Linked DNA regions of Homo sapiens: region 2 is linked to region 1. The links are chromatin loops, found by intact Hi-C in ENCODE. Cell type or tissue: dorsolateral prefrontal cortex. All regions are shown on one strand. Links, peaks and the distances in the headings refer to the core of each region. The heading gives the core; the rest is flanking DNA. Region 1 overlaps UBE3C (ubiquitin protein ligase E3C). Region 2 overlaps UBE3C (ubiquitin protein ligase E3C).

Region 1 (5,387 bases), core at 327-5,326:
AGGTTGCAGTGAACCAAGATCACACCACTGCACTCCAGCCTGGGTGACAGTATAAGACTGTCTAAAAAAAAAAAATTTGGCCATTGTAAAAGGTGGGAAATGGTATCTTCTTGTGGTTTTAATTTGTGTCTACCAGCCGACTAATGATATTCAGCATCTTTTTCATGAATTTGTTTTTTTGTTGTGTTTTCTTGGTTGTTTTTTGTTTTTTTGGAGACAGGGTCTCACTGTGTGCTCAGGCTGGAGTGCAGAGGCGCAATCACGGCTCACTGCAGCCTTGACTTCCTGGGCTTCAGCGATCTTCCTGCCGTAGCTTCCAAAGTAGTTGTGACCACAGGCGTGTGCCACCACACCTGGCCAATTTTTTAATTTTTTTGTAGAGATGGAATCTCCATGTGTTGCCCAGGCTGGCCTTTAACTCCTGGGCTCAAGGGATCTTCCCACCTTGGCCTCCCAAAGTACTACGATTACAGGTGTGAGCCACTGCACACTGCCTGTGAACATGTTTTTTAGTTATTGAATTTTGAGAGTTATAAAGCTATTCTGGATATAGTTTATCAGATATGTGATTTGCAAATATTTTGTCCCAATCTGTGGCTTGTCTTTTTCTTTTCTTAGCAGTGTCTTTCAAGGAGGAGAAGTTTTAAATTTTGATAGAATCCCATTTACCATTTTTTTCTTTAATGAAATTGTGCTTTTGATATGATGTCTAAGATACCTTCACCTAACACTTTACTTTTTTTTTTTCTTTCTTTCTTTTTTGAGGCAGGGTCTCAGTGTGTCACCAGGCTGGAGTGCAATGGTGCAATCACAGCTCACTGCAGCCTTGAACTCTGCAGTCTCAGGCAGTTCTCCCACCTCAGCCTCCTGAGTAGCTGGGACTATAGGCGCGTGCCACCATGCCCAGCTAATTTTTAAAAAAATTTTCTTCGTAGAGGCAAGGTCTCTCTGTGATGCTCAGTTTCTCAAACTCCTGAGCTCAAGGGATGCTCTCGCCTCAGCCTGGGATTACAGGCATAAGCTGCCATCCCCAGCTCCTTGAAATGAGTTTTAAGAGGCCAAGTTACGATTTATTGTTGGAAAGGAATGGGATATGTGTTTATTCATGAAATACTGCCTGGGGCCTACTGTGTATACAGCCTTCTCCCAGGCACCATCTCATGCACACACGCCTGGTCTGGGAGGAACTTTGTTGCCATAGTAGGAGGGAAAGGGCACGAAGGTGGTCGGGGGTGGCCAGGGCACCGCCCACTGCTGGATCTGGCTGCATTCGGGCCTCACCGCCAGTGCTAGGGCTAGCTGTGCACTTGAGACGTGCTAGACAGCTGGAGTGGAAGTGTAGTCCTTGATTAGGACATCTTTAATATTCGATCAAGTTATGTGTTCGGGGAGCTACTGTGCTGATCCTGCACTGTGCATGGCTCATGGGTCTGCCTGAGGCGGGGATGTGTTCATGGAACTGGATTTAGATAAATGAGTTAATCAGGATGATTTCAAGAATCTTCACCTTAAGAATTGTCAGTGGGAATGCAGGGGAAAGTACAAGTGAACTAATTAAGGTTTTAAAATGTGTTTTAGTGGGTTTGGAGTCCCCGCCGCTGTCTGTGTCTGAGGAAAGACAGCTTGCTGTCCTGACAGAGTTGCCTTTTGTGGTTCCATTTGAGGAACGAGTAAAGGTATGCAATTTGGCTTCTTTATTGTCACTACGTATCATATTAGTGTTAAGAAATTAACACACACCCACCAGAGAAATCTCTAAAGGTGCCTAGTGCCTGGCTGATTACATAACATACTTTTCTCATTAGGCTGAAATAGCTAAGAATGATTTATAAAACCCAACCAGATACCTCTTTTTACAAACTGAAAGTATTTTCTTAGTTACAACTGATTGAAAGCCAGTAAACACTATAGATTTCTTATAATGAGGGTCTAACGTCATTTTTCTCTATTAAATTTTGCATTATTTGGCCAGGTACAGTGGCTCATGCCTGTAATCCCAGCACTTTGGGAGGCCGAGGCAGGTGGATCGAGCCCATGAGTTTAAGACCAGCCTGGGAAACATAGTGAAACCCTGTCTCTACAAAGAATACAAAAGTTAGTTGGGCGTGGTGGCATGTACCTGTAGTCCCAGCTACTTGGGATGCTGAGGTAGGAGGATCATTTGAGCCTAGGAGGCAGAGGTTGCAGTGAGCCAAGATCGTGCCAGTACACTCCAGCCTGGGCAACAAAGCCAGAACCTATCTCAAAGGGGGGAAGAAACTTTGCATTGTTTTTGAAAAAGCAAATTTTTTGTGAAGATATGCTTCTGTACATTCACGTTTATTTATCAGAAACGATGTTTTTTTTTTTCTGAGACAGGATCTCACTCTGTCACCTGGGCTAGAAAGCAGTGCTGTGATCATAGCTCACAGCAGCCTCAAACTCCTGGGCGCAAGCCACCATCTCACCTTGACCTGCTAAAGTGCTGGGATTACAGGCATCAGCCACTACACCTGGCCTGGAAACACTACTTTATTTTTTTTGTTTTTTATTTTTTTTGAGATGGAGTGTCCTCTGTCGCCCAGGCTGGAGTGCAGAGGCGCGATCTTGGCTCACTGCAACCTCCGCCTCCCGGATTCAAGCGATTCTCCTGCTTCAGCCTCCCAAGTAGCTAGGACTACAGGCACGTGCCACCATGCCTGGCTAATTTTTTGTATTTTCAGTAGAGACGGGGTTTCGCCGTGTTAGCCAGGATGGTCTCGATCTCCTGACCTCGTGATCTGCCTGCCCCAGCCTCCCAAAGTGCTGAAATTACAGGCATGAGCCACCGCGCCCAGCCACTTTACTTTTTATAAAAAAAGAAATGGACAAATATCTTAATTCCTTGTCTGGTGTCTTTGATGTACAAAACTTTGTTTATATATGTTTCCAAATTTTAAAATGTTTTGTTTTTATTTGTCAACTATTTTTACCAAATTTCTAAAGATTACTTGGTTCCGTTCTTCAGTAATGGCTTCAAGAGTGTATTTTTTAGGCCTATACACTCTATTTGCATGGTGAACAAAAGAGTTTCTTTTGAAGCTGTTCATGTCCCTTTACTAAACCCTCCCTGCACGTGCGTACACACACACACACACACTCTCTCTCTCTCTCTCTCTCCCACTCACTCACTCACTCACTCACATAATTCCTGAGCTCCCTCTACTGGATTTTTAACATCAAAAAATTATTTGAATTTTGTCAGAGATATTTCTACTAGTGTTAGTATACAGCTTTTTACAAAGCTGTTCTTTCCTCACTACCTAAGTTTTTATAAAGGATTTATAAATGAAAATATTCTATCGCAAGGGGTTTAAATTTTAATTTTATTTTATTTTTGAGACAGAGATTCACTCTGTCACCCAGGCCTGAGTGCAGTGGCGCCTGCAACCTCTGCCTCCCGGGTTCACAAGATTCTCGTGCCTCAGCCTCCCAAGTAGCTGGGATTACAGGCATGAGCCAATGTGCCTGGCCGGATTTTTAAAATTTATTTTAAACTGGGCAAAGGAGCAGCTTTAGAAATATTTAAATATGATATACATTATATATTATCTATACATTTATTGATAAAAATCAAGATTTGATACCTTGACTATTAGCATTTATTTCAGAATTTATGAAGATACAAAAGATAAGATTTAGCAGTTTATTCTTTGGTAGGTTGTAAGAGGTCTTTTGTTTCTAATAACCTTACAGCTTTCCTTGTTTGTTAGATCTTTCAGAGGTTGATTTATGCAGATAAGCAAGAAGTTCAAGGAGATGGTCCATTTCTGGATGGAATTAATGTCACAATAAGAAGAAATTACATTTATGAAGATGCTTATGACAAACTTTCTCCAGAAAATGGTATATATAATTCTTTCTGTGTATTATTTGGCAGGTGGAGGCTAGGGAATTGTTTTAGAAAATGGTGGTTCTTTAAAAATTAGTGTCCATCATCTTGTTCCATAATGACTTAAAAACTGAAATGTGAGGCTGGGCATGGCAGCTCACACCTATAATCCCAGCACTTTGGGAGGCTGAGGTGAGAGGATTGCTTGTGCTCAGGAGTTAGAGGCCAGCCTGGGCAACATACTGAGACCCTGCCTCAACAACAAAAAAAGTGAGCTTATCTGGATGTGTTAGCGTGCCCCTGTTGTCCCTGCTCTGCAAAAGGCTGAGGCGGGAGGATGGCTTGAGCCTGGGAAGTGAAGGCTGCAGTCGAACTCTGATTGTGCTACTGCTCAGGCCTTGGCAGTAGAGCCAGACCCAGTCTCCAAAAAAAAGTGTAGCAAGTCAGATTTGGGAGACATGTTATCAAGTAATATTTCTAAAATTGACAGTTACTACAACAGAAGCCTTTAAAAAATATTAATTATTTTTAAAGGGCAAGAAAGTAACCAGTTCCCCACCTCCTGTTGTCTGCCCCTAAAATTTAGTTTGCAAGCTGTTGTTCTAAAAATCTCGATGGTAGCCATTTATATTCTGCGTTTTTGTATAAATATTTATATGAAATCACAAATTGTAAGCCAAATTAAACATATTAAAATAAGTGCCATTGCAATCCAAGTTTCTTATGAAAAGATAAGTGTGCTCCAATGACACTGCCGTTAGTAAAGGAGAATTATACTGTGATAGCATTTGGAGCTCACTGGCACGTTTCGTCGTATGTTCATATTTGATACTCAGTCTTGAAAGTTCGTGTGCTATTAACCTCTAATATATTAGCAGTTTTAACTTCCAAATATTGTGCTTATGGTAATACATTAATTCCATGTTGGTCAATGCCGAGGGGATTAAAATGAAAGTTTAGGCTGGATCTAAAATTAAAAATGAAATCATCTTACCCAGCTTTTGGAAGGTGATGAGTTGTCCAATGTGAAATGACAATTGCCTTTTCCTCTAGGGGAGCAACTTAATTTTCTTCTAAGGAAATGAAACCTGATTTCTAATAATTTTTATTGCTTACATAAAGAACTAATTTTATCATAATGTTGGAACAGTGGAGGAAAGCTGACATCAGTTGTTTCCTTACTCTATTTCAAGCTTTTTTTTTTTTTTTACACAATTTACCGTTGCCATTGAATCCTTGCCATGGCCCTCTGATGCCGAGTGTCATCAGCTGAGACCGAGTAAACTTAGGTCTGCATGCAGGCTGTGGCCTCTCCACAGGGCCAGGTTTGTCTTGCCTAGCAGATTGTGTTTTCAGAGTATTTGGTGTGAATGAGATGAGACTAGGTACTTTGACTCCTAATCTAACTAATCGTCTAATTGAGAGATGTTTTGGGGTCCCACAGTACCTTATAAATCAATTCTAATAGTTCTTACATTGTATTTTTATTAGCAGATTTCACGTTCATCTCTCCCACTTGACCCTGGAGGTCTTTACA
Region 2 (5,387 bases), core at 76-5,075, 68 kb before region 1:
TTCCCACCATTATTTTCTCAGTATCCTCTCAGAACAAGTCTAAACATAAACATGTCCTCCCCTCTCATTTTCAGTTAAAATGAGAGATCATATTGCTTTTTCACCTCAACAAAATATCTTAGTGATTCCATATCGGCATCTTTATATTTGTTATTTTTCATGGTATATAATACTCCATAGCATAGTTTGATACTTAATATAACCACTTTCCTATCAATGGATACATATAAATTGTCTTTAGAGTTTTGCTATTAAAATAGTGCCTTATTTACCACACAATTCTGAGGTAAGAAAAGAAAGTCTCTTGGCGTATATTGTGATATTTAAATGATTGCGTTTTGCATTGGATACTTCATTTTTTCTCTAGTCAAGTGAAGCAGAAGGAGTGGAGAAGGAACAAAGAAATCTATAACTGGTTGTAGTCAGACTTTATTTTTAAAAATGAGCTCTTGTGATTGTAAAATAATATTTATAATTGGAAATGTAGGCTATACTGAAATGTATTTAATAATTACCTATTGGAACCCTACCCATCCCTTAGAAATGAAATGCTGTTAATGCATAGTCAGTTTTTTTCCCCATCTTTGTGATGGTAAATGGTCAAATATTTTCCTAGCATTTTAAAAACTTTCTTTTGAACTTGCATCATCTTGTGCATTATGTTTTATAAATATGATTTTTAGTGGCTGATGATGATGCACCTGTAAGTATGTTTTGCATTTGTGAAATTGGCGGTTCTCATATTTTCATAGAGATTCTTATTTCATGTAGGTCTGCAAAAAAGAATCCCACCCCCTCCACACGCACACACACACATTGTAGCTTATGCATTACTCACAAATGTTAACTTTTAACATTTTCCTTTACTCAAAGGCAATGTTCTTTGAAGTGTATAAAATGGCTAGCATTATGTTAGTGCCTGAGAGCCAGAAAATACTGAACTGAAACAGATGTGAAGCTGATAATTCTGTGTAAATGGAGTAAATTGTTAATGGAAGATAAGCCAAATAGGTGAAACAAAAACCTCACAGTTTTTTGGGGTTTTTTTTAAATCAAGATATTTACAAACATGCTAACAATCGTTCTGTAAATGGTTAGCAGTTAATTTGGGCATGTGGTCTTTTGGAAGTTACTTAAATTTACTTTGACATTCACTCTAGTTTTTTAACATAAAAATTTTATTCTGAGGGTTTAATGAAATCTGATTTAAACTGTGTACGCTTTACTATTTCAAATAAAGAATAAACTTTGTTACCACTAAATTTATTTAGTGAAGAAAGCATTTTCCCCCCATTTGAAATCATCTTGGTAAGACAAAACGAAAAGAAAATCACCTTGGTAAATGGCATTTGTAAGATTTGGTCATATTTAATGTTCAGAGAAGATAACGATAGTACCTAAAGCTCCACAGGCACCCAGAGCAGTTGGCTGTGCTCACTGTGGATTTCACATTGGTGGGTAGTTACAGCAGGGAGCGTGCACGCTGTCAGGACGATGGCCTCGGTCGTTTCAGAGACCCTTTGGGTGTTTGATGGACCTTGTCTGTAACTGCTACTAGGCATCCTTACGGGTTCTACATCTGCATAATTTGAAAGATAAGGATGTTTTCAACTATGAGTACAATAAATTGAAACCAAAAACTTGTTAATCAATAGGAAGTTCAGTCCTTTTTCAAAATCAAACTGCTTTCTCCTGGTACCTTATTTGCCCCTTTCCTCCCAGCCACTCAGTGGTGAACTTGTTCCTCATTATATTGAGCTGTTTTTAGAACTTGTTCTCATATTGCTTTGTTACTACTTTGTTTAAAAGTGAGAAAATATTATAAGTACATGGGTGATCATTCAGATGGGAATGTAAACAGTCAAATAAAATACTAGAGCCTTTCACCTCCACTCCTCACACCCCCAGTTCTTTTTTTTTTTTTTTTTTTTTTTTGAGACAGAGTCCTGCTCTGTCACCTGGGCTGGAGTGCAGTGGCATGATCTCGGCTCACTGCAGCCTCCACCTCCCAGGTTCAAGTGATTCTTGTGCCTCAGCCTTTCAAGTAGCTGGGACTACAGGCGCATGTCACCACCCCCGGCTAATTTTTGTATTTTTCATAGAGACAGGGTTTCACTACGTTGGCTGGGCTGGTCTTGAACTCCTAACCTCAAGTGATCCACTACCCTGGCCTCCAAAACTGCTAGCGTTACAGGCATGAGCACCGCATCCGGCCCCAATTCTTTAATCCTTACATTCACACTCTATTTTGGGATTTTTACACATCCTGTCAGAGCTGTTCTCTACATACATAATCATATAGGTGTGTAAATTCCCTTCTTTTTAAAAAAAAAAAAAAAAACACAAGCTAGAGCATATTAAACAGATTGCTGTACTTCTCCTGTCCCCCTTAATAATACTCTCGGAGACAGTTCCTGATCAGTAGATAGATCTACCACATTCCTTTAAAGAGCTATATGATATTCCATGTAGTGAATGCCCTATAATTTTCAGCAGCCAAAAAAATAAAGCTGACTCCAGTGAGTTATTAATGTGGTCCTTATTATATGTGAAGACAGCCTTATTTATAGTTAATGTCTTCAGTTATAAGAGTCTTCATCATTAGACTTTTTAAATTACCCTTTTAAAAACTCATGTCCGGCCCAGGCGGTAGGAGGAAAAAATAAAGGTGTAGGCATGATCCTAATTCACAATTATGAATATCAGCATGTGGCTCACACTAGTAAGTGTCAGCTTCTGAAAGTGAAATTTCAGCATACTATTAAAAATAAACCTGCAACAATGAATTAAAAAATTCAATATACAGAAATCCATGCTAGTGATGTGGACGGTAATAGTCCATGCTGTGCATATAATCCTAAGCTGCAGCTACTGAATTCTTAAGCGAGAAATTTGACTACATTAAGAATTAAAACTTTGTACACATAAAAATATCATAACCAAGGTTAAAGAGTAACAAAGGGAATATTTGTAGCATCATGAAAATGATTATTTGTAGAACAAGATGAAAAGATAATCAAATGAAAAAATTAAATGATTCAAACTGTGGAAACATAAAAAGTTAGACGCTGCACTGTGCAGGTGAAGACAAGGGACAGCAGTCACTTTTCATACATTGACATGATCTCCTTGGAGGGCAATTTGGAAATATTCATTAAAATTCAAATGCACATAGCCTTTGACCTACAAAGAAATTTAACCTGCAGACATTACTGACACATTTGCAAGGATATCCACTGCAGTTTTATTTGAATTAGCCAAAAACTGAAAACAACCTAAATGACCATTAAAATATAACATGGTGGCTGGGCGTGGTAGCTCATGCCTGTAATTCTAGCACTTTGGGAGGCCAAGGTGGGTGGATCACCTGAGGTCAACAGTTTGAGACCAGCCTGGCCAACGTGGTGAAACCTGGTCTCTACTTTGAAAAACAGCACAAAAATTAGCCAGGCATGGTGGTGGAAGCCTGTAATCCCAGCTACTTGGAGGCCGAGGCAGGAGAATTGCTTGAACCTGGGAGGCGGAGGTTGCAGTGAGCCAAGATCGTGCCACTGCACTCCAGCCTGGGCAACAGATATATATAGATATATATATATATAGAGAGAGAGAGAGAGAGATACATATAAACATGGTGAGACCCAATCTGTACACTCTTTTTTCCTTTTTTTTTTTTTTTTTTTTTTCCTGTAAAGGGAGCCTTGTTTCATGGCCCAGGCTGGTCTCAAACTCTTGGCTTCCAGTGATCTCCTGCCTCAGCCTCCCAAAGTGATGGAATTACAAGTGTGAGCCACTGTGCCTGGCCCTAGAGTCAGCTTTAACTTGGAGGCTGCGAAGAAAATTCAAAGGAAACACAAATATAATGAAGCCTTTTGAAAACCAGTTTTTCATGGACTGGCCGAGAGAGGGAACCTATTCTATTACATGCCAAATTCCAGTGTGAAACCATGCACTCATACTTTATTTTGAAACCGTAAGCCATAGCACCCAAAACCTGTTAAACTTTTGGGAACAAACAGGTTGAAAGTAGATGCACAGAGTGGCAGGACCGGTGTAGAGAACACTGCATCTGTGCGTTGTATTTAATCACAAAGGCTAGAGCTGCTAATTGGCCAAGTGGGAAGCTGCTGCCAAAGCTGTGATTAAAAGTGATGATTAGTCACAAAGCAAATAAAATAATGGACAAGATTCCTTTGTCTAATGATTTAGCTCATTGTCCATTTTTAGATAGGGACAAATACATTGAGCAGCTGTTATTTTCCTGGGGAAGACAAACTTGGTTCTGTTCACTAGAGACTGATGAGCCCACTGATACTCTGAACTCAGCTAATCCTTTGCTTTGTCAGGCATGAGCTGAATAGACAAGCCCATGGGGACGTTTTTTTTCTAGCTCGTCAATTAGAAGAAATGCTTTAAAATCTATTGTTGATTTTATGACAAATGACAACATAGACTCCAAGTGTGTTGAATGGTAAAAGCAGAGATGGTGTCTTGGGTTAATATGAGAATTTGGTCCATTGTGCTCCAGCACCAGAAACTACCAGAACTAAAGTCTGCTCCCTTTTTGTATTGAAAACACAGTCCTACTAGTCTCATGTATGCGGGGATATTAAGTCCGTTATCAATAGAGTGTGAAATAATCACTCCTGTGAAAGGCGGAGACTTAATTCTCTAGCCTTGTGAAGTCATGGGCGGTAACTACCAGCACCCACTTCTCCTTCATCCTGAAAGCTTGTAGGTAGGAAAGTCTCTCTCTCCTTGACTGTTATCTCAAGAAGAGTGTCACATCTTTGTGGAGTCAAACTTTCACCATGGCATACACACCATGATTGTGGAGGAAAGAATTGTGGAAAACTTGAAAAAAGTATTTTGAATATGGCATTTACAAAGTTAGGAGTATTTGACACAGCAGGCATGTGGGGAAAAAAAGAAAAGATTAAAAAAAAAAAACAGAATTAGGATTAAAGGTCTCCATGAATGTTTTCCTAAACCAGTTGGTGGCGGTGAATGGATAAAGACAGTCTCCCCCTACCCTGTTTTATTAATATGTGAATATTACCAAGTAAAAGGACACATTCAAAAGATCAGACTGTGGATGGTTTCTTGAAGCAAAAGTTTGTTAAAGCAAAATGGCATTTTGGTTAGGAATTCCTTTTCAGAATCCAGTTGTATCAGAGAACGTGATTAAATACCATTTGCAGCTGGGTGCGATGGCTCATGCCTGTAATACCAGCACTTTGGGAGGCTGAGACGGGTGGATCACTTGAGGTCAGGAGTTTGAGACCAGCCTGACCAACATGGTGAAACCTTGTCTCTACTAAAAATACAGAAACAGCCGAGCGTGGTGGCACATGGTAATCCCGGCGGCGGAGGTTGCAGTGAGCCAAGAT

What was found. A loop is a pair of places that touch in the nucleus more often than their neighbours do. Peaks named below come from ENCODE experiments on the same cell type or tissue, not always from the same donor. Only the 100,000 strongest peaks of a DNase experiment are listed, where the experiment ranks them.
Region 2: a loop joins it to region 1, with 2.6 times the contacts of the local background. A loop is called at or near these places in 3 of 110 quality-filtered maps.

The regions. Positions count from the first base shown.
Region 1 is chr7:157,221,676-157,227,062 of GRCh38, forward strand. It overlaps UBE3C (ubiquitin protein ligase E3C), which reads left to right. Exons shown (of 23, transcript NM_014671.3): 16 at 1,579-1,676; 17 at 3,732-3,864. Among named protein-coding and RNA genes, the nearest start is that of UBE3C, 85 kb to the left of the region's middle. In dorsolateral prefrontal cortex, for the core only: a CTCF peak has its summit at 3,207 (motif pointing left); no DNase peak of the experiment used is centred there.
Region 2 is chr7:157,154,390-157,159,776 of GRCh38, forward strand. All of the region lies in intron 1 of UBE3C (ubiquitin protein ligase E3C), which reads left to right. Among named protein-coding and RNA genes, the nearest start is that of UBE3C, 18 kb to the left of the region's middle. In dorsolateral prefrontal cortex, for the core only: no CTCF peak of the experiment used is centred there; no DNase peak of the experiment used is centred there; H3K27ac peaks cover 1,512 bases.